7 separate regions of the Mus musculus genome follow, and regions 2, 3, 4, 5, 6 and 7 are each linked to region 1. A link is a loop called in an ENCODE intact Hi-C map of the cell type or tissue named here. Cell type or tissue: heart. All regions are shown on one strand.

Region 1 (4,000 bases):
CAGACAGACAGACAGAAAGAAGGAAAGAAAGAAAAGGGAGGGAAAGAAGGGAGGGAAAAGGAAGGGAACAGAAAGAAGGGAAGCAGAGAGAGGAGAGGGGTTGCTTTGTGATTTTGAAGTCGGAGAAGCCCAGAAGAAACACTTAGCCTTTCCTTAAATAATAAATACTGTCTGCTAAGTTGTTGAACTTTAAATCCTATGATAAAGTGGTACTTGCAGAGGCTGTACACAATCAGAGTAAACAGTTTTGTTCCCATGGGATTTCTGCGTAAGAGATAGGAAAGATTGCCTTGGCAGAGCATTGTCTAATAACATACAGTAGCCACCTTCTTAGAGCACTGCAATTTTTAATTCTTGAATCACATTTTATGAAAATTGTTAGCGAGCAGGGTTCGACACGTATAGTCTCAACGCGAGCTGACTGTTCATTAAAAGACTTTACATCATAGAGAGCAGCTTAATGGGAATTGAAACAGCTCCTGTTTTTAAGGGGAGCACTAGCTAGTAGGAATGTCCCCCCTCCCCCATAAGCATTCAGAATTACCTTCTGGCTAAACAGTGAGTCGGGAGAAAAGGAAAAGAAAAAAGGGAAAAACAAAAACAAAAGAAAAAACAAAAGACGAGGACTTTCAGCCAAGACCCCATTGGCAGGTGAATAGGATTTGGAACAGCTCAGAATTTGAGCTTCTGGTGTTTTGTGAGCTACTTGGTCTGGTTTGCTTTATCCAGGAGTGCTTCTAGATTTTAAAGCATCCTTGCTTGTTGCAAAGATAAATAAATAAACATCCAGGCATTCAGGGAGAGTTTGACTTCACTTTCTCTTTTCCTCATTAGCGTCTGTTTGGATCTCCTCCTTGCCCCTTCGAAGCTTTTCTGCTGGAAGCTGATGCTTTTTAGAAGAGAAGGAAACGCAAAACAAACAGGAGTTTAGAAGCAAGCATCCTTGCACCTTGGGTTGGGTGGGGCTTCCTGTGAATGTATTTAGAAAGGAACACAAGTCTTTCTTAGCCAGCATTTATGAGGCCCTACCACTGGGGCCACTGGTAATGAGAAAGAGGCATGGCTTTGATTTACTATTGTCGTTTAAATAGATTTAAATCCACTGAAATGGTTTTGTTCCAATTCTTCTATCCATTTTTTCTCAGTTCACCGACTTCTCAAAAAAGCCTTTCCCAGTGTTCCTGACAGTTCCCTGCTCTGCAGAGGCGACTGGGTGAGAAAGTTTTGTGCTTTTTTTTTTTTTTTTTTTTTTTTTTCTTTGTCTTGCTTTTCCACTCCTGCAACCCTCTGAGGCCCCAGGGAAATCCTTAGTGTGCACTTGGCCAGTATGGACCGATATAAATAAAATACAAATCAAAGGCATCGTTTCGCTGGCTCCTTTAGGTTTCTAAGGCAGAAAAAAACGTTCTGATCACTGAAGCCATTTCAGGGCCCGAAATTAGAAAGTAATAAAAAATATCACACTCTCCCTGGTGGGCAGTGCATTTAATTGGCTCCCCAGCAGGGGTCCAGCTCTTGAGTCAGAAGTGCTTACTGTGTGGATCCCTGCTTTGGAAGGACTACATGCAAACACTACCAAACAAGTTTTTTTTTTTTTTTTTTTTTTTTTTAAATCAGCAAATGAAAACAGGAACACCAAAGGGAAATTCAGAGATGGCTGGAGAAGTGCTGTAGAGCGCAAAGGAAGAAAGATGCACGTATTCTGAATTTATTTAAAAATTACCTACATGGGATAAGAGGGTAACTTTATATGTTTAAGTCCTTTGGGATCCTCCCTATGACCCCATTTGGAATCTTTTAAACTCTAGCAACATGATGTTTTTACATAGAAAATCGACCACGTTCGAACACTTCTGGATGTTTGAGGTTTGCCTTTTAAAAGCTGATTTTTGGGTCACTCCTAGCCTAAGCAGGACACTCTTGACGCTAGAGGAGGGATCTGGACGCCCGGAAGGGTTAGGATGGTCCCCAGCTTCCAACGACTGCAGACCTTACAGCCTGGTGCTGTGCTGCCACCTTCTGTCCCAGCTACTGCGGCGAGAGGCAGCTCCGCTCTGAGCTGGTTCCTTGAGCTTTCAGTGAGGCAGGTTCCATGGATCCTGCCTGTTCCCAAAGCTGAAATGTCGGCTCCAGGCCTGGGGTTTGGCTTCTTGTAATGGCCGCTTTCAGAACAAATATTCAGCTTGCCTCCTTTCTCTGCCTCTTCCTTCCCGCCCCGTTCCAGATCTGGAAGTTTCCACAGGTAGGAGAAATGGAGATGAAAGGGAAAGAAAGGCAAGGCTTTTTTTGCTTCAAACGCTGCAGATGCCTGTCTATATCATTGAGCTGAGTGAGATGGAGGAGCAAGGAAGGGGCCTTGACAGGCAGGGCCAGATCTAGCGCCCCGGGAGAGGTATTCCCAGGAATGAGCCATTGGTTGAGATATTTAAAACTTAAGTGGACAAAACATTAGACCCTTCCCCACAGGGAACAAGGCTACAGTGGCTCTAGGGACCTAACCCTGGTGAGCACAAAGCCCTTCCCAACTCTACTTTTTTTTTTTTTTTTTTTTATGATTTCTCAATTGACTTCCCATTCTATAAAAAGTATTATGTTTCTGCTGAAAAAATCCAACGGCTCTGACATTCGGTCTGAGGTCAGGCTGGCTTCAACACAGTTTCATTTCTGTGGAGCATTAAAATGCCCCTGTATCTACTTTCTTTGAGCAAAGGGCAAGTGAATTCACATAATTAAACCTATAAATACATATTTTAGACAGGAGATTGGGGGGATCCTTCCTTGACTACCGGCCAAAGCATGATGCTCAGAGTACCTGGGACCTGCCAGGGGGTCCTTGGCAAACCCCCAGCCACTCCTGACCCACCAGTTTTAATTTGCTTGTCTCACTGGTCAGGGTGGCGGTATCCAATGTCCATTTTGAAGCTCAGGGCAAGACTGTGAGGCCGGAAGAGTTAACTTAGTTTGCCTTCCTTGCCACAGTTCCCTGGGTAGATTTTATGTTCTATACTAGATAGCAAAAGACAAAGAGAGCGGGGAAGAGGCGACATATGTCACCTTGCTTAGAGGATCTTCTCTGGGGTGGCTTGGTTCTGCTATGAAGCTGATCACAAGGTGCCCATTAATTGCCAGGAATTGAGTTTGGACCCAGTGGGGCAAAGTGGAATAAGCCCATTAGGAGAAATCTCTCCAGAACTTTGAACTGTTCTCAGGGAAAAGTTTAAAATCCCACACTCTTTAAGACATCACGTGACTTGGCCCCATCCTATGCCTGCCCTCGAGGCTCTGAGGCTCCTGAAGGCTGGGCCTCCTCTCCTATCCTTGGGAACTAAGTATTGTATTCTTCAGAGCCTGCCTGTGTGCTCAGCCCAAATCCACGGAGCCTCCTCCCCAGCCCTCTCACCTCATCAGCCTGTCTCCTCATCTTCCAGTTCCCAGCTAAGAAGTCACATGTAGAGGGAAGGCTTCCCAGAACTTTGAGCCTGGGTCAGGCCTCTGGAGCGTTTCTTGGCTCCCTTGGCTCTGGTCCCACCAGAACACATGTCATAAAGACAAGACAGGAGGCCAAAACTGGTAACACACTGTTGGCCTCCTCGAGAGAAATGCTCAGACCAAGCAGGCACCTCGCTCGCACTGTTTGTAGGCCTTGCTCCCCAGGCCTTTTACTGAGTTGTTACTGATGCTGTAGCTCTAGGGTGGGTTGGTTAGTAGTAGGCTGGATTAGCAAAGTTCATCACTCAGGTAAGGCAAAGGGCAGCTCTTGCAGAAATAGCAGTGGCAGGCTCCACCTGGAAGGGCTTCCTACAGGAAGTAATTTCCCAAAAAGAAAGATTTTTTAAATTATTTTATTTTGTGGAGAAGGTTCTCTGGGCAGTTTCCACAGAGCATGCCCCTGAGCACCGGACCGTTGTTTCCATGTCTTAGGATGAAACAATGCATAGCTGTGGTAAGAAATCTAAGCTGTATGGAGCTGTAAAAGACTAAGATATCAGTGCCTCTCTTA
Region 2 (4,000 bases), 600 kb before region 1:
TGATAGCTTTCAAGAAGGAAACTATGAGGGCTCTCTGCCTCAGTCTTCCCACGGCCCTGCCCCTGGCTAGCTAGCCAAGTATGCCAAGTATGCAGGCTCCCAAGCAAAATGTAATAAGGTACAGATATTTGTATCACTGTGGATTGGTTGAAATACAAAATAAGCTTGAAATTATATTCAGGGAGTATAGGTCTCCACTATATACTGATGTGCCTTGTCTGGAGTCCATGTGGCCTGTTCCTGTCTCCCTCTTGCTCACCGGCTTCCTCTAAACCTGGTTCTTCTCTACCTTCATTTCCCTTTATGTCTGCCTCTAGCAATTGCTGACATTTGTGTGTGTGTGTGTGTGTGTGTGTGTCTCATCTTCTGTCAGCATCTAGTGAGTTTGAACAAAACTTCCAAAAAGGAATAGAGTTGGAGCCATATATACAACACATATGTGTGTGTGTATGATGTATTTATTTTTATTTTATGAATATTGGTGTTTGGTCTGCATTTGTATCTGTGCACCACTTGCATATAGTGCCCGCAGAAGACAAAAAACTGTGTCAGATCTCCCGAAACTGAAGGTGTGAATGGTTATTAGCCACCATGTGGTGCGGGAATTGAACCACGGTCCTTTGGGAAAAAGCAGCCAGTGCTTCTATCTAAGGAGCCTACACAGAAACAAGGTGTGATGGAATATAGCTATAAGCCAAGCACTTGGAAGGCTGTGGTATAAGAATCACAACTGCAATCCATTCTGGGCTATAAAGCAAGGCTCTGTCATAGGAAATTTAAAAGACAAAAAAAGTGTAGACATGAAAGTTTCCTGCCAATTCAAAGTACCAATAGCAGTGTCTGTGGCATGGGCACTGTGGGCAGTCCATTCCCAGCCCATCGTGTGTGCTCTTTCCCAACAGCCACCGCCTCCTGCTAGGCCCTGCCCAGACTGAATGTCGGCTTATTCCTGAGGCATGCCTCTTACCTCACTCTTGCTGGTGCACCAGCCAGAACATCTACCGTCCTCTTTTTATCCCCATCAAAGATTCACCCACATCACTCCAGGACTTTCTACAGTGTCCAGACCACACTAGCAGCTGGCATCGCCATGCCTTCACTTACTGCTTCTGCTAGACACAGCAGGAGTCTTTGAAGTTAGTCCCTTCAGTGTCTGTCTTGTGGGTTTGTGCCTTGGACCCACACCCTGGAGAGCAAGGAACATATCTAGAAGGCCCTGGATAACCTAGGGTTTCTGTCCTGGCTGACACCTCTCTATCAGGCTAATTTAACGGCACTGCAGAGGAAGCTGGGAAACCCTAGGTCAATCTGATTAGTTTTGTTTGTAAGCTGGGCCTAATAAGAAAGCGGTTTCAAGTTGGGGGTTTTCTCTGAGTTTGTGTATTTGCCTGCTTTTTCCCTTAAGCAGGAATAGAACTCACCTTGGGGAGTCGTGAATCACACGCCTGGGCTTGATTTCCACGGTCGTCCTGGCTTCATTAGCCACTATGCACTGTTGTTCGTTTGTAATTGTGTGCATGAGACCTTGGCTTCTAGAATAATATTACACTGCAAATCAAATTCTGCCTCAAAAGAACTTTTCTTCCACAATTTCTTACATTCCTGTACAGGTTACAAAATGTCACAATTCAGTGGGCCAATTATTAGATTTTTATTTAATGGGCAGTTTTAATGTTCTCAGAGAATCTGAACACTAATAGCATTTTAAACTTCTGTATTCCATTTAAAGACTCACAATCCATTCTTCTCTTTGTGAGTGTGCCCAGTTATATTTTTGGGTATCATTTAAATTCAGGTTCCCAATCTGTAGGAAAATCAATGAGTTAATGAATAGCTTCGTTTTTAAACTTTTAAAATATTTTGTCCTAATTATAGGGCATATCTGGTGACATTCATTTGACAAAATCCCAAATCATCAGATTGTGCAAAATAGCCCTTTCTAGGAATCATTTGGAACACTTGCAGTTTAACAAGTTTACTTCCTGGTTTTAGGACCAGAGCACAGCCTGGCTCACTAAGCCAAGAACTTCCTACTGCTAAGCTTTAAGGGCCCTATAGGCGTAAGTTGGACTTGATGCTTTAAATCATACCTGTGTTCGTTGGTTAGTGTGTTTGTTTAACCCATTAAGCACAAAGCATTCCCACTATGATCCCTGGTATTTGCATATCAAATTCTTACTGGCAAGCTGCTCCCACATGCCCTGTCCCCAGGCCTGGGAAACTTCAAGGTGATTCCTTGGCCATGCACTGAAGTTAATGGCAAAGCCAGCCCAGGTACCAGAGGTGTCTGAGTCCCAGTCCAGTGACCTTCCACACATGCCTGGTGAGTACTCATGTAAACCGTTCTGAATCCTGTGAGGTACAAGGTAGAGAGTATGCAACCAGGGGGTGGCGCCAGGAGCCGTTACTCGGTGCTGTGCAGTCTGTAGCTCATGCTGCCTCCTTGGACAGCAGCAGAAAGCAAACTCTCCCTGGAGGAAGGATGCAGCTTAGGAGCGACCCACACAGCCAGCATCACCTGGGTCTTCCCAGCCAGTCGCCCCTGTGTGGTTTTCATCACTTTAGCTAGTCAACTCTCTGTCCCTCCAGCCAAAGACACCTGTCCCATTTGTCACCTCTGGGAAGGAACTGAGAAGCATCACTTGACAGCTTCCTGTAACTGCCCAGGAAGATGAGTACAAGGCTTCTGCCCTTGACACTCATTCATCCTGGAAGGATGACCAGGTTTCATGTGAAACCTGGCTCTCCCCATTCCCAGTCTGCTTTTGTGTTTGACCTATACACAGCCCTCTTACTCAGAAACTCCCTTCCCACCTTCTTCTAGTCCTGTTGGGCTGGCCAGACACCACCCTAAAGTTCTACTTCTGGTATTTCTACTTACTGGACCAAGGCAGAACAAAGGTGATACCTTGAGTGTGTATTTCAGTGAAAATTGGTGACTGTGAGTGGGAAAATGTATGGCTCACTTGACTCCCATCCTAAGAATTTGTTTCTCCACTCAACCATGTTTGTACTTAAGGCTCTGTGTAGACTAAATGATATAACCTGCCTCCATAACGCAAACTGTTAGAGCACCCCTCCCTGCCCTCCTCCCTCTCTCCTTCCATCCCTCCACACACACACCCTTGTTCTCCCTCTCTCACGATCGATCTCTGTAGATCCAGCTAAAGGTGTACTCCAAAGGGGAGGAAGGAAGACATGACCCAATGAACAGAGAGGGCAGGGATGCAGAGGGAGCGGTGTTTCCTCCCTGGAGAGCCTGTGCTGACATGCATATGTTAGCATGAAACATGGGTCTGATTATGAAACTCATGCATAGCAGCATGTATGCGCACCCCAGTTTTCCATGCCCACCTCACTGTCCACCATTTTTTCAGAACATATGACTTGTCTGCTTCTGTTGCCAGTGGATCCCAGTGCAAGTTCAGGGCTGTTGATCATACAGCATCTTATTGTGTGATGCACAGATTAATGGATGCGACTATCACAGTGTACTCTGCTGCTGTTTTTAAGCTCAGGATGGCAGATACTGGACAGCATTAAAACTGCATGGAGTGAAAGCTGTTGCAAATGTAGGAACGTGTCTAAGCTGATCCTCAAGAGCTTTCCACACCACTGATACCCTCCTAGATCTGCAGTTCCTGTCACCAGACTCCTGTTACATCTTCAGGGAGCCCTTGTCTGTGTTTCAGTGTGGACTGAGACGGCTTGGAGTGGCCCCCACTGGCTGTCCCACACTAGACCTGCTGGGGCTTGAGGCCTGGCTCATGGTCCAGGGAGGAGCTGCTTCCTCCTCCCTAGTTCCTCAGTGAGCTGCAGCTTTCCTGTGAAAGGATTGTTTGTTCTTTGATGCTCTGCTCTCTCATGTCAAGGTTTCCTCCTCAGTTTTCTAACCAAAGAACCAAGCAAATTATTTCTGAATCACCATTATCATTGATTACTGTCCTTAATTGCCATTTATTTTAAGAGCACTTAAACTCTAATTGCTATGTAATCATGG
Region 3 (4,000 bases), 120 kb after region 1:
GACTGTGAGGTTTCGCTGGATGAAATCCATCTGGGGGGGGGGGGCTGGGGGGGGCCTTTGACGTGTTACAGCCAAGTTTCACTTTCTGTTCTTTCTGTGTTCTGCTTTGCAATGCCAGGAGCACTGAGCATGCGCAGCTACGATGTAGTCCCTGTAACCTCTGGATGGGTTAAACACTTTCTCTCTGCCTTTGTTTTTTTATCAGAGTATTTTATCACAGCAATGGAAGGAGATATCGGTCTTACAGATTGAGGACACCGAGGCTCAGAGAAACAGGTTAGGAGACCCGTCCATGGCCTCATGGCCTCTATCTGTACTTGAAATGGGCTACGCTTGCTTCCAGAGAGGCAGCAGGAGGAGAGCTATCCTTCAGGGTGGGGAGTGTCTGCTCTTCAGGCAAGCCTGAGAGGAAGAGGACATCGCAAGACTGCACGCAGGCTGGTGAGCTGCAGGGTGGGATAGAGAGTCAGGAGGACCTAGGGCGGGCTCCACATTGTCAGTGCTCAGCTCCCAGACTTCAACTGACTTTAAGACTCTGCCTCCAGCTTAGATGCAGTTGTTAAATAAATTATTGTATTGGTTAATGGCTGGATCCATCAGTCAATCAACTGGCTGATCAATCGGTTGGTTGACTTGGGGGTGCCATGGCACCTCTGTGGAGGTAAGAAAAGAACATATACTCTACTGTGTGGTCTCAGGTTATCAGCAAGCACCTTTGTCCACACAGCCACGTCCCTCGCCCAGATTCACTTTAATTCATGATAGCTGAATTGTCGACAGAAAACAAGCAAAACCCACAAAGGAAACATCCCCTGCAGATCAGACCAACTGTGACTGACGTTTCAGTAGAGGCTTCCGTAGTGGCAGCTGGAAGTGGAAGAATTCTGAACTCTGATGTTAAGAAAACACACTAAGGCTGGGCAGTGGTGGCGCACGCCTTTAATCCGAGCACTTGGGAGGCAGAGGCGGGCAGATTTCTGAGTTCGAGGCCAGCCTGCTCTACAGAGTGAGTTCCAGGACAGCCAGAGCTACACAGAGAAACCCTGTCTCAAAAAACAAACAAACAAACAAACAAACAAACAAACAACCCAAAAAACCCCACACTAAGTCCTGATCTTGGCTTTTGTGAATGTATGCATGCATGTGTGTTGTGGGATCCAACGACTGGACTCTCTCTGTACCCCAGGCTGGCCTTACTAGATGGGGATGCAGGCCTGGCATATTGCACTTTTTAAGGAAGTCTTAGTTCCTTGAACTCCCTGAGCCTCAGTGTGTTTGGTTGCAAAATGGGAACAGTAAGGACACCAGCCAGGAAGTGCAGTTGTAAATATTTCCTGAGGGTGAGGGGGAGCCTGGCGTGGCTTGTTCTCAGCAAATTGAAGTTAGGGTTTTATTATTGCTGCTGTGAGGTCATCTTGGTGATAGACAGCTCGGGACCTTTCTGTCCACACTGCTCCTGAGACCACAGGCATCATGTATTAGCCCCTCCTCCCTCTGCCTCCCCAGACCCCTGGGAAGGGCGGTGCCTGCTCTCTAGCGCCCCCAGGTGTTCATGATGGTAGTTCATGCACTTTGTTTTCTCCCTGTGCCTTCCTCTCGGCCAGAGATCTTGGGCTAAAGGATCAGGGCCAGGGAGTAAGTAAGAGCCTTGCCACAAACGGAGGGAAGGAGCGTTCTGGACTCTCCCAGGAGCTTCCTAGGGGATCAACCCAAGTGGTACTCCAAACACTTCCCCAAGCCCCAGGACTCCAAGATTCTCAGGTGTGCTGGCTCCGCGGCTCGGACCCTCTGTCAAGCTCCTAATTCAGTGACCTGTGAGTTCATCATAGAGGAAGAGGACGGGACTATGACGGTCACTCTCTGACATGAAACTTAGGGTTGTCCCTCTCCAACTCTGTTTATCTGAGGTGCCCACCTTTGATCTCCAATGCAAAGTCAAATGTCACCTCCTCCAAGATGCCCTCCTGGCTCTCGGACAAGCTCTGGAAATCCCAGAGGTCTTTTCACAAATGCACTAGAATTTGCCAGTCTGCCTATCCTACATGGTCCTCCCTCTCTTCCCTGACAGCACAGAGCTATAATATAGTAGACGCTCAATAAATACAGGCTGGACAAAGACATAGATGACTAAATGCCTGTTCCCGCATTCTGCTGGAAGTTGCAAGGAAATTATCCATTAGATCTTTGCATCTGCCTGCTGTGGCACAAGTAGTCTGAGATTAATGACAGCAGCCACAATAAAAGAAACAACATCCCTCCCCGCTGGACTCTTGCTTTATTGAGGCCTGGCTTACAAGTTGGATTTGGTATCCTTGTCTTTACTGCCCTCTTGTGGTAAAACATTGCTACTGCATCCAGGAAAGTTAGAAACTTCATTAAAAGCAAAGACCCTGTTTTTACCCCCTGAAGTAATGTTTTTAGAATTCCTGAATCAGTTCAAGCCAGGGTCCCACGCTCTGTATGCATCTGTGACCTTCAGTCCATATTCCCAAATTATAAGGGAACTGTAAGAATGATAAATAGGCCCAACCCTAAAACAGCATCATTATACACACCACATCGATTCTGGATTAGAGCTGTTGGATACTTCAGTGTGGCGGGGAAGGATGTGATAAGTATATAGCAAGTTTCTTCCAATCAAGACATTAAAATAACTGTAGAAATCTCATCCAAAGCAAGTGGCTGCAGATCACACCAACCATCCGGAATATACAAAGAAGGAGACTGAGATTCATGTAGTCTAACTCCCAAAGTTTGGAGCCAGACACTGGTCCCACCACACTGTCTAGTTGACTCTAAAAAGCTGCTTTCTCTCTGTGAATGCTGTTTCCCCAATATGGTTCAGCTGGAAAACCTGCTATACAGAGTTGTGACAGTAAGTGAGAATTTGAAATGACAGGGCCAGGACTTCAGGGTGCTGCTGGCATCCAGTGAGCTCTGATACAAACTAGCCATAACTACAATAAGTCCTTAACTGTCTGGTGCAGATCAACAATTGAAGGGAGTCAGATCTCACACACACACACCAGCCAATAAAATAAGGTGCTTGTTGATATGGTAGTCCATGATAAGTTGAGACAAGCAACTGTTAGAGGCTGCAGGAAGAGGCAAACATCCATTGGCTCTTAAACAAAATCTACTTCCATTTCTCCCTCTTCTATCCACGGTAGACATCACTAATCAGTAGTCTGCCTTTCTTTTACCCATGGCAGACATTATTCATCAATAACGTCTTCTTCCTATAACCGCAGCAGACATCACTAATCGATAGCTTCTGCTTACACTCATGGATACATTGTTAATCAGGACTTTCACGTAGACCATGTATCTATTTCAGAGTATACATCACAGAGGGCTCTAGGCACTTACAACAACTGAGCAGAGTGGGAAAATGTCAGACAATGGAAACTATCTTTCCAGGTCATGGCACCTGGGTAGATTAAAGCAGCACTGGGGAAGGAGGAAGGCATTTTAGCCAGAGGCAGTGGAGTCAGAAGAAGTGTGAGTGAAAAGGCAGATCTAAGAGGAAGAGGAAGTGAATTAAAGATGGGCTGGGTTATAGAGCCCTTGACAGCTGGCTTTGGAGAAGTCAGAGACAACAGGGAACCTCACACATCATTGGGCAGGTGTCTTAGTCAGGGTTTCTATTCCTGCACAAACATCATGACCAAGAAACAAGTTGGGGAGGAAAGGGTTTATTCGGCTTACACTTCCATACTGCTGTTCATCACCAAGGAAGCCAGGACTGGAACTCAGGCAGGTAGGTCAGGAAGCAGGAGCTGATGCAGAGGCCATGGAGGGATGTTCCTTACTGGCTTGCCTCCCCTGGCTTGCTCAGCCTACTCTCTTATAGAACCCAAGACTACCAGCCCAGAGATGGTCCCACCAACAAGGGGCCATTCCCCCTTGATCACTAATTGAGAAAATGCCTTAGAGTTGGATCTCATGGAGGCATTTCCTCAACTGAAGCTCCTTTCTCTGTGATAACTCCAGCTGTGTC
Region 4 (4,000 bases), 800 kb before region 1:
TTGATATGGTTGGGGGTTCTCAAGTACAGTCCTGGTCCCACATCGTATACCAGTATATAAAATAAAAAGCCTCTCCTTATTAAGATTTATTTACGGTCATGGTAAATCTCTTAGCAACCCCAGACCTGTAGCACTGGATAGAACCATCTGAGCAAAGAAACGTCCCTTCTCCATGAACATGTCACCGTTTATAACAGTTATACTCCTTCATTCTATATAAAATGTCAGAATATCCCAAAAGATTTTAAAAAACAAGATCAACTTAGCCTTATTGCTCCAGGAGAATCATGTTTTACATTTTGGATGGCTGTTTTCTAATCTCTCCTTTCCCGTAAATAGCTTTACATAATAATGATGTCACACATCCATATTTTAAAAATATATGTTCTTAATGCTTCCATTTTAAATTTCTATAAACTCTAGATCATTTTAATGGGAGCATGTTGTCTTCTCTGTGATGTTAACTCTTGTTGAACACCTGTATATTTCTATTTATTTCCTTCACACCTTACTGTGCTGCAGTGAACGTGTCCCCGTAAGATTTATAATCTGGAGCATTCGTAGAAGACAGATTAATACAGAGTTTTCAGTTTTGCAGTTCACCACTTGGCAGTTTGTTCTGGACTCTGTTCCTTAGGCTTCTCTTGTAGGTCATTTCTGCTCTGTTCTCTGCTTCTCCTCCATGTTAGATGATGCCAAGAAATAACAACTGAAGTTGGACCAGAGCGGAGCACCTTCTGTGTGTTGCTTACTGAAGTCTCAAACCATTGTAGGAGAAAGTCTCTGTGACTGTGGGGCTTGTATTGTTGGGACTTAATGCTAACTTTCGAAGTGGGCCATAATAGATTTCCCTGATCTATAAAGCTCTTGCACAGACTCCAGGGTGGAACGCAGCTGGGATTCTTTTTCTAAAGTACTTCCGCTAGGAAGATTCCCAGTGTTGAGGCGGCTGGCAGACCTATGTGGGTCTCCCAGCTGGCTGAACTCTAACTCACTGACTGTTTCTGCTAGGCATTTGCACAAGCCTGTGACCTTTCTGGGGAAAGGCAGTGGTCTGTTTAGAAAGCTTCTGCATGTGCACACATGCTCCTCCTGCAGAATAGGCTTTGTCAGGTCCCACCAGGGCAGGGAGTTAGAAAGCGGTTATGCAAGCAGCCATCTTTGCTAGTGAGATTCTTATTTTAGGCTCTTAGCCTCGGTAGCTCTACATAGATGGGCACAGGTGGAGCGGCATGGTGGGTAGGGAGACGCCAGAGACGGTTTTCGGCTGTAACCCTGCCTTCGGTCCTGGGAAGCAAGTGTGCAGGGCGCTTCTCTGGCCTCCCCACATAGCAAGTATCACAGGGTCATGCCCTTGACCCTTCCCCTGTCATGTGTGCTTGAGTGAAATAGTATTATGATCTTGGCACTCTACGAATTGTATTGTTGGGACTTAATGCTAACTTTCGAAGTGGGCCATAATAGATTTCCCTGATCTATAAAGCTCTGACATTTTCCCAATGCGAGTAATTTTATGATGACCACCTCAGACTTGAGACTATTGATTTTAGGCCCTGTAGACTTTGGTGACCTGTGAAAACAGCTTCCATATTCACCGAAGCCATGGCGGCCAGGCCATGTATGTCCTGGAACAGATATGTGTGCACCCACATATGCATCCTGTGTCGACTTATCTATCTTTCAGTGTTGTCAGCGTCTCAGATGGCTTTTGTTGTTCAGTTAAAAAATTTCCTTATGTGACATTGCTTTTTAAAAAATTAAAATTATGATGCCACTTTATGATTAATGAGCCATTTTTTTTTACTTAGGCTTTATAACATTTTGATTTGTCTATGTAGTTGAGGTATGTATTTTCTAGATAGAATGGTAAATTGGTGTTTGTGTGTATGTATGAGGGCATGCTTATGTGTGTTCATGTGTGTGTGTGTGTGTTCATGTGTGTATGTGTGTTCATGTGTGTGTGTTCATATGTGTGTTCATGTGTGTGTTCGTGTGTGTGTTCATGTGTGTGTGTTCATGTGTGTGTGTGTGTTCATGTGTGTGTGTATGTGTGTTCACGTGTGTTCATGTGTGTGTGTGTGGCTTACTGGTTTTAGAAATTTTCTCTGTTATAATCCTTTTTATTGGCCAGCTACTTTCAAACTTTTCTGTTTACTTGTATTTGTGCTCTCACTTGAAAATAAGAAAAATGAGTAAAAATTTGCCAGACTTAACTATAAGCCTGTGACAAACTTGACTTTTTCATTGGTCACTAGATGGCACTGTTTGTTTGCAGAGTGCCATTAGAAAAAAAAAAAAGGAAAGAAAAGAAAGAAAGAAAAGGAAGGAAGGAAGCAACTATGGTAGTAACAGAAATTACTGCCTCATGAATAAAATATTTCTGATGGGATTTGCATTTCTATATTGGCTGAAGACACTGTGTTGAATGTTTTATTAACCAGCCCAGTGCAACTGTCAGCCTATTAAAGAGATCCAATGGTCCCTGTTTAGATAAATAAACTAAATAAATCCAATTCGTCAAATTGTGTTCCTGGCTGTTTATTTTCCATTCTTTTGATGTACAGTTTATTTTAAGTTAAAGCCACATTGGTTTAAAAATTAATGGGAAAATGTTACTTGGTGTTTGGAACATGAAGAAGCTAATTGCCATAGTCAAAAAGCCATCTCTGTTCTAATGTTAAACTGTTCACTCATAAATAGTAAACTTTCCCCTGGTTGCTTACACACTGTCTCGTGGTCAGAAGTCACGTGGCCCCTCAGATGGACGGCCAGAGACTGTGCGGTCAGAAGTCACGTGGCCCCTCAGATGGACGGCCAGAGACTGTGCGGTCCTCGTCTGTGTGCTGCTCAGCCTCCCTGGCATCGATGAGCACTGTGCGCGCCTTACTTGGTTTCTCCATGGCGCACTCATTTCTCAGGTATGACCCACAATTCCTTGGGCATCACAGTAGCTAATTCATTTCTAAATGAATGTCCTCTCTGAGTGCATCCAGCATCAAAGGGGGGAAGATGACAATGAGCAACGATATTTCCCGAAGAAACCAAAACCCTCAAGGTGATGACTCCATAATAAACCGGTTCCCCTCTGTTCGTTGCCCTCCTAAAGTTTATGCTCAAGGGAAATTCATGGCTGTATAATATAACACTACCGACTGAACTAGATATTTCAGACTTAGGCCCTAGGGCTACAACAATATTTGAATAAGACACGCCAGGCTTGTGCTTTGCCAAACTAAAATCAGTTGGTAACTTGAAATGATACATAACGGTTTTGACATCTCGTTTCTCTCTCCGTGAATCTTGACTTGCTTTTCATGCTATTCTTACTGTCTTTTATCCAGTTCTGTGCCGGCGAGGTTCAGAGCACAGCTTAAAGTGGGTTAGGCACTTTTGACTTTGCTCACAGCCTTTCAGGGCATTCAGCTGGTGCTGATGGGGACTGTGCCAGATCTCATCTCCAGGGGGAGGTTTTCAAGCTGTGCAATAGTAGCTGAGGATGTGCGTTCTGTCAACTATTTTAAGTTTGCTTATACAAGGCGTTAAAGTAGGGCTCGGATGGACCATGCCAGACTTTGCTATTGATTTCAACTTAGTATAAACCTGGTGGGTAGTGGACCACGTGTAAAAATAGTTTCATTTTTGTTTGTTAGTTGGCTTGAGTTTGTGTCCTTCGGAGGCTGGAAAAAAAATCATACTTAAGGGTATAAGAAATTTAAAATATGGAGTGAAATTGATTTAAGAGTTTTATTTTTTCCCTCAGGCTTGGTTTTGTTGTGAACCATCCAGTTCATAACACATTTAGCCAGTTTCTTAAAGTGACCTCTGTGGAAAGTGGAAGCGCAGATTCCCTTCCTTGATGTTTCTCTCCTCTAAGGTTTGCTTGTTGGGACTTTTACGACTGAACATCCATTGCCTCTTCACATACTCACCAGCGAACAAGTTTTGGTTTTCCTCTTCTTTAGTGTTTTTCACTCTGTGGACTCACTGTATGTTTTAAGGC
Region 5 (4,000 bases), 590 kb before region 1:
CCGTCATTGTTATTTAAATGAACAGTCGACTGCACTGTAATGAAGAAATGCATGCATTTCCCCAACTCACTTATCAACCAGGATTCCAGGAAAATGAGAATTTGTGTCTGTCTTCATTCACAGAGCAAACTGGAGGTCACTGTTTTCAATGTGAACCTTTTTTTTTTAGCTTTTCAACACTGAATAATTAGGAGTCGCTGCTTCTGAAATTACCTGTATTCACTAGAGAGAAGAAAGACTTTTATCTTCACGATGAAATACATGCTCTCATTCAGACTTGGCCATTCTTTCTCCTAATAGCATTTTACACCGTCGAGTCAATCCTAGGTAGTAAAATAAAAGAATGTCATTTCCAGAGCCACAATAGCCTTGTTTATTATTTACCTCCCTAAAATTCAGCTGCTCCTGAAAAATAATATAAATGTAAAAATGGGTTTAAAGCAATCGAACATATAAAGCAATTATCCACATAAGATGCCATTATAGACACACACATGTACTCGGCACTCTGATTTAAATTTAATTGATCCTTGAGTCTTATAGTTTAATGACTGTGTGCCTCTATTGAGTTTTTAATAGCTTTTATTGAGATATGATTTGCATACCACATACCCACCCATTTAGATGTATAGTTCCCTGGCTCTTAGCATATTTGCTTAGTCAGACAACCACCACCACCAAAGTCAATTCTGAAATATTTTCATCACCCTTAAAAGAAAATATTCCTTGTCCCTCCCATCTCCTGACAATGGCCCATCTTCCTCTGTCTCTATAGGTTTGACTGTTTTGGTCATTTCACATGCACAGAGTCAAACATCATGGGCCGTTTTGTGTCTCCCTTCTTTCACTTAGCATAATGAATTCAAGGGCCATCCATGGTGAGGCGTGTGTTAATACCAAGTGTCTTTTGGTTGGCCAGTAGCCTTCTCCTATACTGTGCATGTGCGTATATACATACTTTACCAGTATACTCACAAGCTTTATTCATCTGCTTATCTGCCAAGATGTGAACTTCTGGGTTGTCTCCGCCTGTTGCCTATAATGAATAATGTTGTTGAAAAGCTTTTCTTGTGAATGTATGTTTGCATTTCCCCTTTCTGTGTACCTAAGAATAGAATCCTAAGTGATAACGGTACCTCCTCTGCTTGACTTTTGAGGAAATGCCAGCTGTGTGCTGAGGGGAGTGTTGTGGTTCACGGCCCAGCAGCTGTGTGTTGGGCTCTGACTTCCTGACTTCCTTCCCACCACTTGTTATTGTCTGTCTTTCTGTTAGGGTTGCTTGGCACAGATGGGGAAGCCTCGTGGTTTGCTCTGGCATTCTCCAATGGCTAAATGATGGCAAGCATCTTCTCTTGTGTTTGCTGCCATTTGTATTTCTCCTTTGGAGATGTATCCGTTTCTCTGAGTTTTTACAAATTCTGTTCCCTGACCTCAGGAATGTAGTTACAGAACCAAGTTGGACACAGATGCACCCCTCACAGGGAGGGACTTTCAAATGAGTACACAGACTAAAGATGTTATTTTTACAGTAGAAGCTTTTGGGAATTACAGAATAACCAAATTGTTCCCAGGAATCAATTTACTTCTAAAACTTTATTTTGCCAATTTTGTTAGTAAAACGGTTACTAGTGGTCTGGAATCACACACGGTTGAAGATTGGCTTATCTGGCCAAACACAAGGACATATACCTGTAATGCCAGCAGCTGGGCCACAGAGACAGGAAGGTTACGCACTGAGAGGCAGGCAGCCTGGGCAGCACAATGAGGCTGAGACCAGAGAGCCTACGTACAGAAAGACAGGAAAGCCTAAGAGGAGGTGTACGTGGGTCCCATGCAGAACTGACGCTGACTGGAACGCTGTCTCCATGTAGGTGAAGCCCACTGTTTTAGAAGACAATGTAGACTTTTCAAAGAGATTTTCACTAATTTTTTAAAAACCACACTGGTTAAAATACCCTTCAGTCAAATGAACAAAATATCCTGCTGGGAGCTTGACGCGTGTTGTTTTGTTTTAATAGATACCATGTAAAATATCCTGCTTCTCTCCTCGTGTGTATGGGAACCTGGGGTAAGCAAATCTGACCAAGGCCGCCTACGTAGTGAACAGAAGACTCTAGACCAGGCCTTGTTCTGGGACTGCTACTCTTTATCTTTCCTGGTCACAAGTCAGCAGGTGGTATCTGCACACCGTTCGGTCTTGCAACAGTGCTGGAATTCACTGGCTTGCTGAAGCAAGAGGCAGATAGAGGGCGCTGTGGAGCTCTCGTGAACAGTGTTCACTTCTAGCTTAGCAGCTGAATGAGCCTAGCTTCCGCAGACAAGGCTAACACAGGATTGAACTGGCCAAAAAGCTGCTCAAACAGAAATATTGTACCTTAAAGTACTACTAAAGCATCAACTTGTTTGAACAGTGCTTGGCCGTTGTAAAGCACTTGACTTACACTTTTAATTCGCTGTTCACAAGTATGTTTTGTACTGTGCTTGGCCGTCGTAAAGCACTTGACTTACACTTTTAATTCACTGTTCACAAGAACACCAGTTTTCCGTTGTCTTTGTGTTTATGCAGTTTTTATAACCATGATGAAAGTCAGGCCTAAGGGACTTTAGTTGTCATGCCGGAAAGTCTGGGCCAGGGCTTCAGCTCAAATCTACGTCGCTTGGCTCCTGTACCGTCCTGTGTGTACAGTGGTGTTCCCTGTCCCACTTTAATAGAGTACCGAGGGGCACTCGTCGAGAAGAAGGGAGGCTTCTGCTGCTCAGCCAAATCACTGAGCTGTGAACAGTAGAGGTTAGAGGGAGGCTGCTTCGTGGCCAACATAACAGACACTGGATCTGCCCAGCAATGAAATGTGTTGTCCTGTGAAGGAATGAGGTCCCTCGTGGTTGGACAGCTCACTGAGAGGATGCTCGTGGAGGGCTTCATGTGTGAGTGTGTGTGTGTGTGTCAGTGTGAGGATATATGTGAGAGCATATGTGTGTGAGAGAGTGTTTGTGTATGTATATATGTAAGAGCGTGTATACATGTGTGAGCGTATATGAGCATGTGTATTTGTGTTTGTGAGTGAGTATATATGTGTGTCAGTATGTGTATGAATGTAAGAGCGTGTATGTGTGAGCATGTATAAACATGTGTATTTGTGTGTAAGTAAGCATGTATGAGCATGTATGTCTGTAACTGAGCATGTGTGAGCGTGTGTGTATGTGTGTGTGAGTGTGAGCATGTATAAACATGTGTATTTGTGTGTAAGTAAGCATGTATGAGCATGTATGTCTGTAACTGAGCATGTATGAGCGTGTGTGTGAGAGTGTGAGCATGTATAAACATGTGTAGTTGTGTGTAAGTAAGCATGTATGAGCATGTATGTTCGTAACTGAGCATGTGTGAGCAGATGAGAGTGTGTGTGTGTGTGTGTGTGTTTGTGTGTGTGTGTGTGTTAGGTAGCATGTCAGATCCCTTTTAATTATGACATCGGGCATCTGTCCCTGCTGAGAACATGGGGTAGCTGCTTCTTTATCCTTGTTGAGGAAAGGCTTGGTCTTTATCCTGCACAGTTAACAGTGTGGGGCTTTCTGCTTGAAAGTGTAGCAAGGGTATCGGCCTTCATTGCTGGTCTCCGTGGAGATCCAAAAGCAGTTTCCATCTATGTTAACACATGTTTTTGTACAAGGGTCTCATGTTCACATAAGTTTGATGGGAATCCTACAAGGTGCCATGTCTTTTTACAGAAATGCCAGGTTTTCTTTTATTCTTATGGAGTCTTTCTGAAACATGTGTCAGGTTAGCCCAGTAGCCCTCAGCTCTGGCTATTGGCAAAAATCATCAGAGGCTTCAAAAACTATAGATGCTAATAAATATTCACTCAGTGTTCTAAGAGCATACACTGGGAAAAGGACTGTCTCTTTAGCAAATGTTTCTGAGGAAAATTGGGTATCCACATGCAGAAGAATAAAACTAGACCATGTCTTTCATCATCAACTGAGAAGGAGTAATATACAAAGC
Region 6 (4,000 bases), 720 kb before region 1:
GAGAGAGAGAGAGAGAGAGAGAGAGGGAGAGAGAGAAAGAGAGAGGAAGAGAGAAACCACAATTGTTAACTGAATGAAAAGAGCTCTTGGAATTAAATCATAAGTAACCAAGCATTTCAGTAGCTTTTGTTTTAGTTTTATTCAACATTCGTTGATTTCTAACAGAACAACAGAAAACAAAACAAAAACAACAACAACAAAAAAAAAAACCAGCCCACATATCAGTAGTGAGCGCAGAGGCTGCCTGCCTTTCTGCACATCGTACTTGCTTCCACTGCTAGTTTGTTTTCCTGGAGTCCATGTCACATTGATGAGACCTCTGCTGCGTGATTGAAGTACAGTTTTAAAAACCCTTCATATTGTGAGGTTGAAGCGTCTGAGCTGCAGTGTCACTGAGGCAGCTTTTCCTGATCGTCCCCAGCCTGTGACACGGGGCCTCTGAGTGCTTGCACGTCTTCTGTGTTTAAACAGCTTGAGTAAATTTACAGGGTCACCCCCCTTTTACAATAATGGAGAAGAGGAACGAGCTCAGATTTTAATCACACAGCCCTTTTCAGTGGTAGAATTAACAGTCAGTTCTGCATGATGCGAGGAGAGTTGGGACTCTGTGCTGAGGCCTTTCCTCAGAGATGGCTCCTGGCTTTTTAAAAGAGATAAAAATACATAAATAACAAGGAAGGGAATTTATTAGACACACTAGAATGCTGGCTTTTAGTGCACACCTAAAGAAATTTGTTTCAGTGAGTTTTCTCTCACTATAATATTAATATTGGGTGTTTGTAAATATGTTCTGTGGAAACTGGCTAGTTTGATATTTCAAATATACATATTTCTGTATTTCCCTTAATCAGGTTGTGGGAGACAAAGGACTATAGTGCCTTCGGCTAAAACATCCCTCCATACTCAATTTGAGAGCCATGCTATATGGAGAGGAAAGGAATTCAGGAAAGTTAATGTAATTATCAAGTTCGTATCTGAGATAGCAGAAGAGATCTTATTTAGCCCTCCTATCACCTGGACCGTAAATCGGCAGGCATCTGTTTAGTCAGCAAAATGCATTGTTAAATTAGAATGATTTCATGACTAAAATTTGTAAGTGTTTATGTTTGGAATTTTTAAGGAAATTCTACCTGAACGGTATCATGAACACCAATGTTGCATGCTAATCTAATACACATAAGCTATTAAAGAATATTAGCCAGAAAACAGTATGCCTCCGTACGTGTGTGTGTGTGTGTGTGTGTGTGTGTGTGTGTGTTTGTGTTTTAAGTGGAGGGAAAAGAATGTTCATTTATTCAGAAGCCATTCAAAAATGAAAGATAATCGTTTTTATTTCTGCCTTATTAATCTTTGCTTTCACTTACTTTAAATAGTTATAAGAATGGCAGTGCAAGTTACAGCGCACAGACGGTTCCTATGCCTGTGAGGTTTTCCAAAGCCACATTCTGCTTTCAAGCCCTCATTTAGAACTTGGGAGCCAAGCCTGCTGCAGTCTGCTTCTTCCTCGTTGTTACACTTCTCAACACGTAGGCTGCGCCATTGAGCCACCACTCAGCAAAGTGTTCCTCCTGCACAGGAGTGAAGATGACTCCCGTCCTTTCTAATGTGCGGTACCTTACTTACTGTAGCTAAAGACGATATTTTGCTATGACTCTTTTGCAGACTTTAAGATGCTTTTCTAAGAATTTTAAATTCATACTTTAAAGAACACATATTTTCATTATTTTCTAAAGATATAAGTAAATACATTTTTAAAACCTAGCTCTTTAAAAAATATTTATAATCTAAATGCCTGAAGTTATTTTAACTGTTAAAGATTACTTAAAATTAAGTAGTAAAATAACTATAAAATGTCAAATATACTAAATGTAAAAATATACTTAGAAATTTTATATTGAAATTTATTTAGCATGTCTGCATAAAAATCTGAAGTCAAATATTTTTTCTTTCCTAATGCAAGATTTAAAACAAATATAAGAAAGAACTAGTTTGCTGTTGTTGCTGCATTGTATTTTCTTCCTTTATTTCCATGAAATTTGTAATAATGTCTCTGTTGCATTCATTGATTCAAGCATAAGTTAAAAGAGTAGATTTAAAATAATAAGATCCAATTATATTTCACTTCTAATGTTTCTTAGCTTTTATCATTTGGAAAGGAAGTCTGAAGAGTAATCCAATACTTTTGTCAAAAGTGTGAGAAAATCCAAGGGTTTCTGTGGGTTTAATGTCATCCTCATCTGTCTTGTAAGCTGGCAGGTTCTGAACCAAGGGCTCTGCAGTCATTTCCTTGCACAGATAGACTCTGAAAACCTCTGTTTTCTCACGTAATAGAGTCATCCTCTGTGCAATGGGAGCTGCTCCTGTGTGGTGATGCTGGAGGTTGTAAATGAAAATGAGAACATGAGATTTACAATTATCTCACGGCAAACAGCCACAAGTATTATGGGCACACGTGACTGTGCCTGGATTTCCCAGGTGCCAGCCTTCACTTGCTTCAGTTCTAACATCCACCCCAGAACACCCATCATTACCCACGCACCTCCTCGGAGGATGGGGAGAAGTGTCTGTCAGTTGGGTGTTCCCCTACTAGTTAGATGGAGGCTGACTTGCCTTTGATAGAAATATACCTAAGTTCACCATTTTAAAAAGGTTTCTAAGAACAAATGAAGTCATATTCTTTGGACCTATAGCATATTTTTTGCAAAGCTTTTTGGATAACATTTTTTTTGCAAAGGTAGCATACTATTTACTTTAAATGTTACAACATAATTTACTTTATAAAGTATGTCTTGTTGGGATAGAATTTTATGAATTCATGTACATGATGGCAGGTATTATTTTACTACAGAAATAGTACATGGAGATGCATTGTTGATTATATTTGTTTCTATGATTTCAAACAACTGAACTAGAACTAACAGGGCAGTTTGCAGTATAGAGCATGGGCTAACCATTCTTCGTAGAGTATTTTATATAATGAAATATTTTCCTGATAGTGAATACTTGATACACAACATCAGTAGTGTTTCTGTGGAGGAGAGTCAGTGATTTCTTTTTTTCATGTAACCAAAACTATTATGTAGTCTCTACCAAGTTGGGTAATGGACACTGTGAGTCTCTGATTTGTTAAATCTGTGGAGTCTGATTGTCCATACATAAGATGTGGGAGACTCTGTAGATGCTGTCTGTAGTGATGACTTGACAAATCCAGCCGTCACCACAGGTTTATAGCACCACTTTTCCCCAAGGGTTGGTGAACTGCCTCTGGAAAGGATTCTAGAGCATGTGAAACTTTGTGAAAAGAAAGACAAACAGTCTTTCTTAAAGACTATAAAAAATTGATACTTATATGAGCAGCGATCTATCATAGGCAGTGCCAGATTGGTATTTATATTTTACTGAATCTCAAAGTGAATGGATGGCTTTTCAATATTTGGAAGTGATCTTTTTAATCATCTTTCTTATTTGTAGCTGTTTCATAGCTCTGAAAGTACTTATAGAAGAATATGCTGCAGTCTGTCCTGTGGTACAGAGGGAAGTGTGTGGTCTCAGACATAAGCACCACGTTACAGTCCACGAGAAGCTGTATATGCTGATGTGTGGTGTGGTCTGCTTTGTCTGTTAGCACAGCGTTCCTGGTATGCAGCTAAAGGATGGTGAAGGGTTCTCCCTGGGAAGCTTGGAGCGTTCCAGTCCTAGTTACCAATCCTATCCTATAGCAGCCACAGGCAGTTACCAATGATGTGATCTGGCTGTGAGCTCTTTGAAAAATCATGTAAATGGTCGCATTATACCTGCTTGTATTTATTTAGTTTGGGAATTTAAAGGCTTTGTGCTTTGCCTCCTACATTCTATCTCCCTGTTCATCTTTGTGTCTCTCTTCAGTGCAAGAGACCCACTCAAGATATACAACCCAGAGGATTAACTAGATAGTTTCTAGATAGATCAACTGTTGTTTGTTGCCTTCTGTGGTGAAGTCATACACCTCATAAGACCTTCG
Region 7 (4,000 bases), 390 kb before region 1:
GCTATCGCCCCTCGCCCTCCCCACCTCGCCCCTCCGGGAAGGCGGAAAGACGGCCTCCGCCTCGCTCCGAAAGTTTCCGAGATAAATCCCGGGAAAGTTTGGAAGAAGGTGAGTGCGCCCCGCGCGCCCCCAAAACCGCGCGGTTGCGTTCCCCCTCCCCGGGGTCGGCCTGGCGGGTGCCCTCGCCCCACTCCCCACCCACCCTACCCGAGTTCCCGCGCCGGCCGGGCCCCGGGGACGCGCGCGGGCCCTCGGGGGGACACTTGCTAAAAAGTTTCTCCCGCTCTCTCCCGCGCCGCGCGGCCGCCGCCGTCCCCTCCGCCGCCCCGCCATGTTAGCGGCCAAGAGGCAAGATGGAGGGCTCTTTAAGGGGCCACCGTATCCCGGCTACCCCTTCATCATGATCCCCGACCTGACGAGCCCCTACCTCCCCAACGGATCGCTCTCGCCCACCGCCCGAACCGTAAGTGCCACCGCGCTCCCCGCCCTGCCCGCCTGCCGGCCCCGCATGCCCTGCCCCTCCCCCGCCCCGCCCCTCCCCCCTCCCCTCCCCCCCTCGCGGCCCGAACTCTCCAAACTTTTTCTCTGCCTTTTGTGGACTGGGTTTGTTTGCGCTTCGCCATGTTCTGGCTTTTCTTGTGCTTGCCTCACGATTCGGGGAGCCTTTTTTTTTTTTTCCTCAGGCAGGGCTCTGTTGGGGTGCCAATCTGAACTTTTAATTTTTCTTTCTCTTTTCTTTTTTCATTTTTTTTTTTTTTGAGCTCTGATTTCCCCCTCCCCCCTCTTGCTGGTGGTGTTTGTTTCTTGTCCCTGGGAAGAGGACTGTGTGGCTCTTTCTTCTCCCTCTCTTCCTTCCCTCTTCTGTGCGTCTTGGGCTTTCCCCAGGTTAACCCCTTAGCTGCTGGCTGGGAGGCCCGGCTGGGCCGCGCGGGTTCCCGGTGCCTTTGGCTCCAGGAGCCACCGTGCTGAGCGAGCAGTCTCGGCCCTACGGAAGCGCCCGGCTCTGGCCCCAGCCAGTCATTTTAGCTTTCTAGTGGCGATCGCAGGCTCAAGGGCCTCTTGGCCCCTTCTTCCAAGGGAAGGTCACACTTGCCAGGCTTGGTCCCTTCGCAGGCCCGGGGGCCCTGGGCGTGCTTTTTCTCTGCAGACCCGGCAGGGCTTGGGTGCCCCACGCTGCTAGCTGCGAGCCGTGCGTGGTGGGGAGGCCTGTGTGGCCGGGCTTCTGGATTTGTGTGTAGTCGGGATGGCCTTTTGAGTGGACTTTTGTGTCAAGGGAAATTCGGTGCTTTCGGATGGGGTGCGGAGGCCTTCTTTATCCTGACCAGCTCACTGTGGGCCCCTGGGGCGGGGACAGAGGCTAGGGTGAGCGCTTTCAAGGAGGTGTAGGAGGTTTGGGGATGCCTCCCTTTCTGGGGATCGGCCACCCAACTTTGGGGAGTCCAGGGCAGCGGGGGGTGCCAGGCTCTCCGGGGCGCTCCCTGCGGCGCACCTCCGGCACTCACTGCAGACATTCGTTCCTGCTCGTCCCCTCCCCCGGGGCCTCTGCCCTCTTCCCTCACACTGTCCCCCTGCCTCCTCCCTTTCCCCTCTAAAAAGCCTGGATTGCGAAGCTCTAGACACACAAGGCGCGTTAGTACCCGGCTTCCCGGGGTTGTCACTTTGCACCTCTGGCCGCGGTCCCTACCTCGTGTTTACACACACTAGTTTTGTTTTTCTTTTTTTGCTTATTCAAGGTGGCTGTCTGAAATAATATGCTCACTATTGAGCAGTGCTGGGCTTGGATCAGTCAGACCTACAAGTGTTTTTAAGCATTAAAATATTAACTATCAGGTTTGACTTGTTTCCCCCCGCCCCCCAGGCTCTGGTAGAATGGCTAAAGCACGCTAGACTGGTATTTTTTTTTTTTAATGCCTAGGAAAGAAACAATCACACCCCCTCCCCAGCGCCCGTGTCTTCCGTGTCTTCCGTGGAAGCCGGGACAGAGGTACAGTCCGACCTCCTCCAGTAGGGCCCGCGCTTTCCGGAGGCTGCTAGCAGCCTCCGAAGCAGCGCCTGGTGTTTTTCTTGGTAGCTGGTGGGTCCGTGTTAGCAAACTGGACCCAGCAACATACCAAAGTAATCCTGGGGGTTCCCTCTTCCCCTCTGCCCCTTCCTTCTAGAACGCAGACCTCCTTCGTTTTATTTTAAAATCCACTTAGTCACCCGAAAGACCAACTGAATATTGAGCTTTGATGGCAGGCTTGTTGGCTTTCTTGACCCTTTTCAAACTGCATGTCTGTGACCGCTGGCGATCTTGCCACACCACAACTCCAAACTCACACAGTTATGTTGTGCTGTAATTAGGAAACAGGGAAATTGTTAAAGTCAAATAAATGATTTCCCGGTGAGACAAGGAAGGTTCCCAACCTAAGGCCCCCCCTTTGTGGGCTTTGTAGAAAGAGACAGCGTCTAGTTATTTTAATTGTGGACTTAGCGGGTGGCCCTGTGCTGTGACATCAGATTGACTCTGAGAATGCATTTCTGAAACCCAGTAGGCTGTTATGTTAGTATTTGCGTGTCAAACATCAGCAGACATATTTGTGCACGCTGCCTCGTCTTACTCTTTTCTTTCCCTTACCTGGTTAAGCAGTATGTGCTCCGAAATTGAGGTTATTTATTTAGGCTGCTGAGGGAAGCCTTGGCAAGGAGCTGAGAGGCGGGTGTATGTCCCTCTAGACGCCTTTGGACACTAGGGCCAGCTTGCAATTCCAGATTCCTTACAGCCCGGGGTGGAACCTACAGGCAAACCAGCGGTCCCAGGTCTGAAATTCTCAGGGCTTCATAGGGTCTGGTTTTGACTGTGAGTTGTAAAGACAAATTAGGAGTAAGCTCATTCGTTCTCTTCCGTTCCTGCTGGCTGGGGTGCTTTTTGCTGTTTTCTGTTACTTATGAACAGGACCGGCTAAGACTTTCTGAAATCCTGGTATCTGCTTTTCTGCTTAAGAATGTAAAGAATTAAGAATTATCATGAAATTGGCTTTTGATGAATCATCTCTAGAACAATCTTTTAATTGCTGAAGAAGTTGTAAAAGCTTGATAGTAATGATTTTTACTTTAGAAGGACATAGATTTCCTCAGAACATTAATTTATAATCTTTGATACATTAATAGAAATGGCTTATGAAGAGGATACATTCAGATAGAAAAATACATTAAGGAGAAGAAGTCTAGTTGAGCAGATGGGAAGGGTTGGAAGTGCCAATATTAGGGCTTTGCTCATGTTTGTGTTCCAGAGAATACGGTAACAGTACTGAAGTTGACAGAAGGGGTAGTTTTACTTTTATTCCCACCCCCCCAACCCCCAGCATGCAAGAAGACACAGGGCTGCAGTGGTAGGCACTGCGATGTGATAGATGTGATACGTGTGAGAGAGTTCGTTTTTAAGGGTGCTCTCTACAGCTTCATCCACCCCCATGGTTGCTTGCTTTCCGATGGAGCTGCTTGCTACCTAGGTTGAGCAGATAAGTGAGCAGCATCTTGAATTCATTTCTGAACTTGGAATGGAGCAGGAAACCAAGAGGGAGCCTATTCATCGAGGAGGTTTTATTTAGCCCGGCAACTTCTTTTTTCTGGCTTGCCCAGAAAAAAAAAAAATGGATGTTTTCACCTCACTCAAACAACATAATCCTTCCTGACACAAAAGATTGAGAGCCTGGTGCGTGAAGGGTTAATGTTGGGCCTTCCCTGTTGTCTTCCCACCCCCCACCTTCACCCCTGATTGTTTTGACAACACTTCAAAGTGTGACATTCCAAGCCCCTCTATAACAATGTAATATTACAGTAATTACACAGGTCATTACATTTTAAATAGAGAACAATAAAATGCTTATCGCCTTGAAGAAGAACAGGTGCTCCCAGCCTTCGTTAGTATTTATGCTAATTGTTTTCCTCTCCTTCAGAAATATTTATGGCAGACATGTTTAGATTTTAATCTCTGCAGCAAGTCTTCTGTGCTAATCTT

The links. Peaks named below come from ENCODE experiments on the same cell type or tissue, not always from the same donor. Only the 100,000 strongest peaks of a DNase experiment are listed, where the experiment ranks them.
Region 2: a loop joins it to region 1, with 6 times the contacts of the local background. A loop is called at or near these places in 12 of 42 quality-filtered maps.
Region 3: a loop joins it to region 1, with 3 times the contacts of the local background. A loop is called at or near these places in 3 of 42 quality-filtered maps.
Region 4: a loop joins it to region 1, with 9 times the contacts of the local background. A loop is called at or near these places in 15 of 42 quality-filtered maps.
Region 5: it touches region 1 in a loop (2.8-fold over the local background); 12 of 42 quality-filtered maps call a loop at or near these places.
Region 6: it touches region 1 in a loop (9-fold over the local background); 16 of 42 quality-filtered maps call a loop at or near these places.
Region 7: a loop joins it to region 1, with 2.1 times the contacts of the local background. A loop is called at or near these places in 5 of 42 quality-filtered maps.

What each region holds. Positions count from the first base shown.
Region 1 is chr19:56,132,311-56,136,310 of GRCm38, forward strand. No RefSeq gene overlaps it. Among named protein-coding and RNA genes, the nearest start is that of Gm31965, 21 kb to the right of the region's middle. In heart, a CTCF peak has its summit at 2,017 (motif pointing left); DNase peaks (open chromatin) are centred at 2,011 and 3,491; H3K4me3 peaks cover 301 bases; H3K27ac peaks cover 302 bases; H3K27me3 peaks cover 686 bases.
Region 2 is chr19:55,535,517-55,539,516 of GRCm38, forward strand. All of the region lies in intron 7 of Vti1a (vesicle transport through interaction with t-SNAREs 1A), which reads left to right. Among named protein-coding and RNA genes, the nearest start is that of Gm41871, 160 kb to the right of the region's middle. In heart, a CTCF peak has its summit at 2,384 (motif pointing right); no DNase peak of the experiment used is centred here.
Region 3 is chr19:56,253,407-56,257,406 of GRCm38, forward strand. No RefSeq gene overlaps it. Among named protein-coding and RNA genes, the nearest start is that of Gm32144, 12 kb to the right of the region's middle. In heart, CTCF peaks have their summits at 1,551 (motif pointing left) and 2,337 (motif pointing left); a DNase peak (open chromatin) is centred at 115.
Region 4 is chr19:55,333,841-55,337,840 of GRCm38, forward strand. The region is part of intron 3 of Vti1a (vesicle transport through interaction with t-SNAREs 1A); the gene reads left to right. Among named protein-coding and RNA genes, the nearest start is that of Vti1a, 20 kb to the left of the region's middle. In heart, a CTCF peak has its summit at 2,255 (motif pointing right); no DNase peak of the experiment used is centred here.
Region 5 is chr19:55,543,484-55,547,483 of GRCm38, forward strand. All of the region lies in intron 7 of Vti1a (vesicle transport through interaction with t-SNAREs 1A), which reads left to right. Among named protein-coding and RNA genes, the nearest start is that of Gm41871, 160 kb to the right of the region's middle. In heart, a CTCF peak has its summit at 2,245; DNase peaks (open chromatin) are centred at 1,228 and 2,248.
Region 6 is chr19:55,412,719-55,416,718 of GRCm38, forward strand. All of the region lies in intron 5 of Vti1a (vesicle transport through interaction with t-SNAREs 1A), which reads left to right. Among named protein-coding and RNA genes, the nearest start is that of Vti1a, 99 kb to the left of the region's middle. In heart, a CTCF peak has its summit at 1,554; no DNase peak of the experiment used is centred here.
Region 7 is chr19:55,742,735-55,746,734 of GRCm38, forward strand. It overlaps Tcf7l2 (transcription factor 7 like 2, T cell specific, HMG box), which reads left to right. Exons shown (of 15, transcript NM_001331146.1): 2 at 42-108; 3 at 339-463. Gm31734 (predicted gene, 31734) reads right to left here and starts at 469. Exons shown (of 3, transcript NR_168128.1): 1 at 428-469. In heart, a CTCF peak has its summit at 2,015; DNase peaks (open chromatin) are centred at 377, 1,047, 1,497 and 2,747; H3K4me3 peaks cover 3,438 bases; H3K27ac peaks cover 3,275 bases.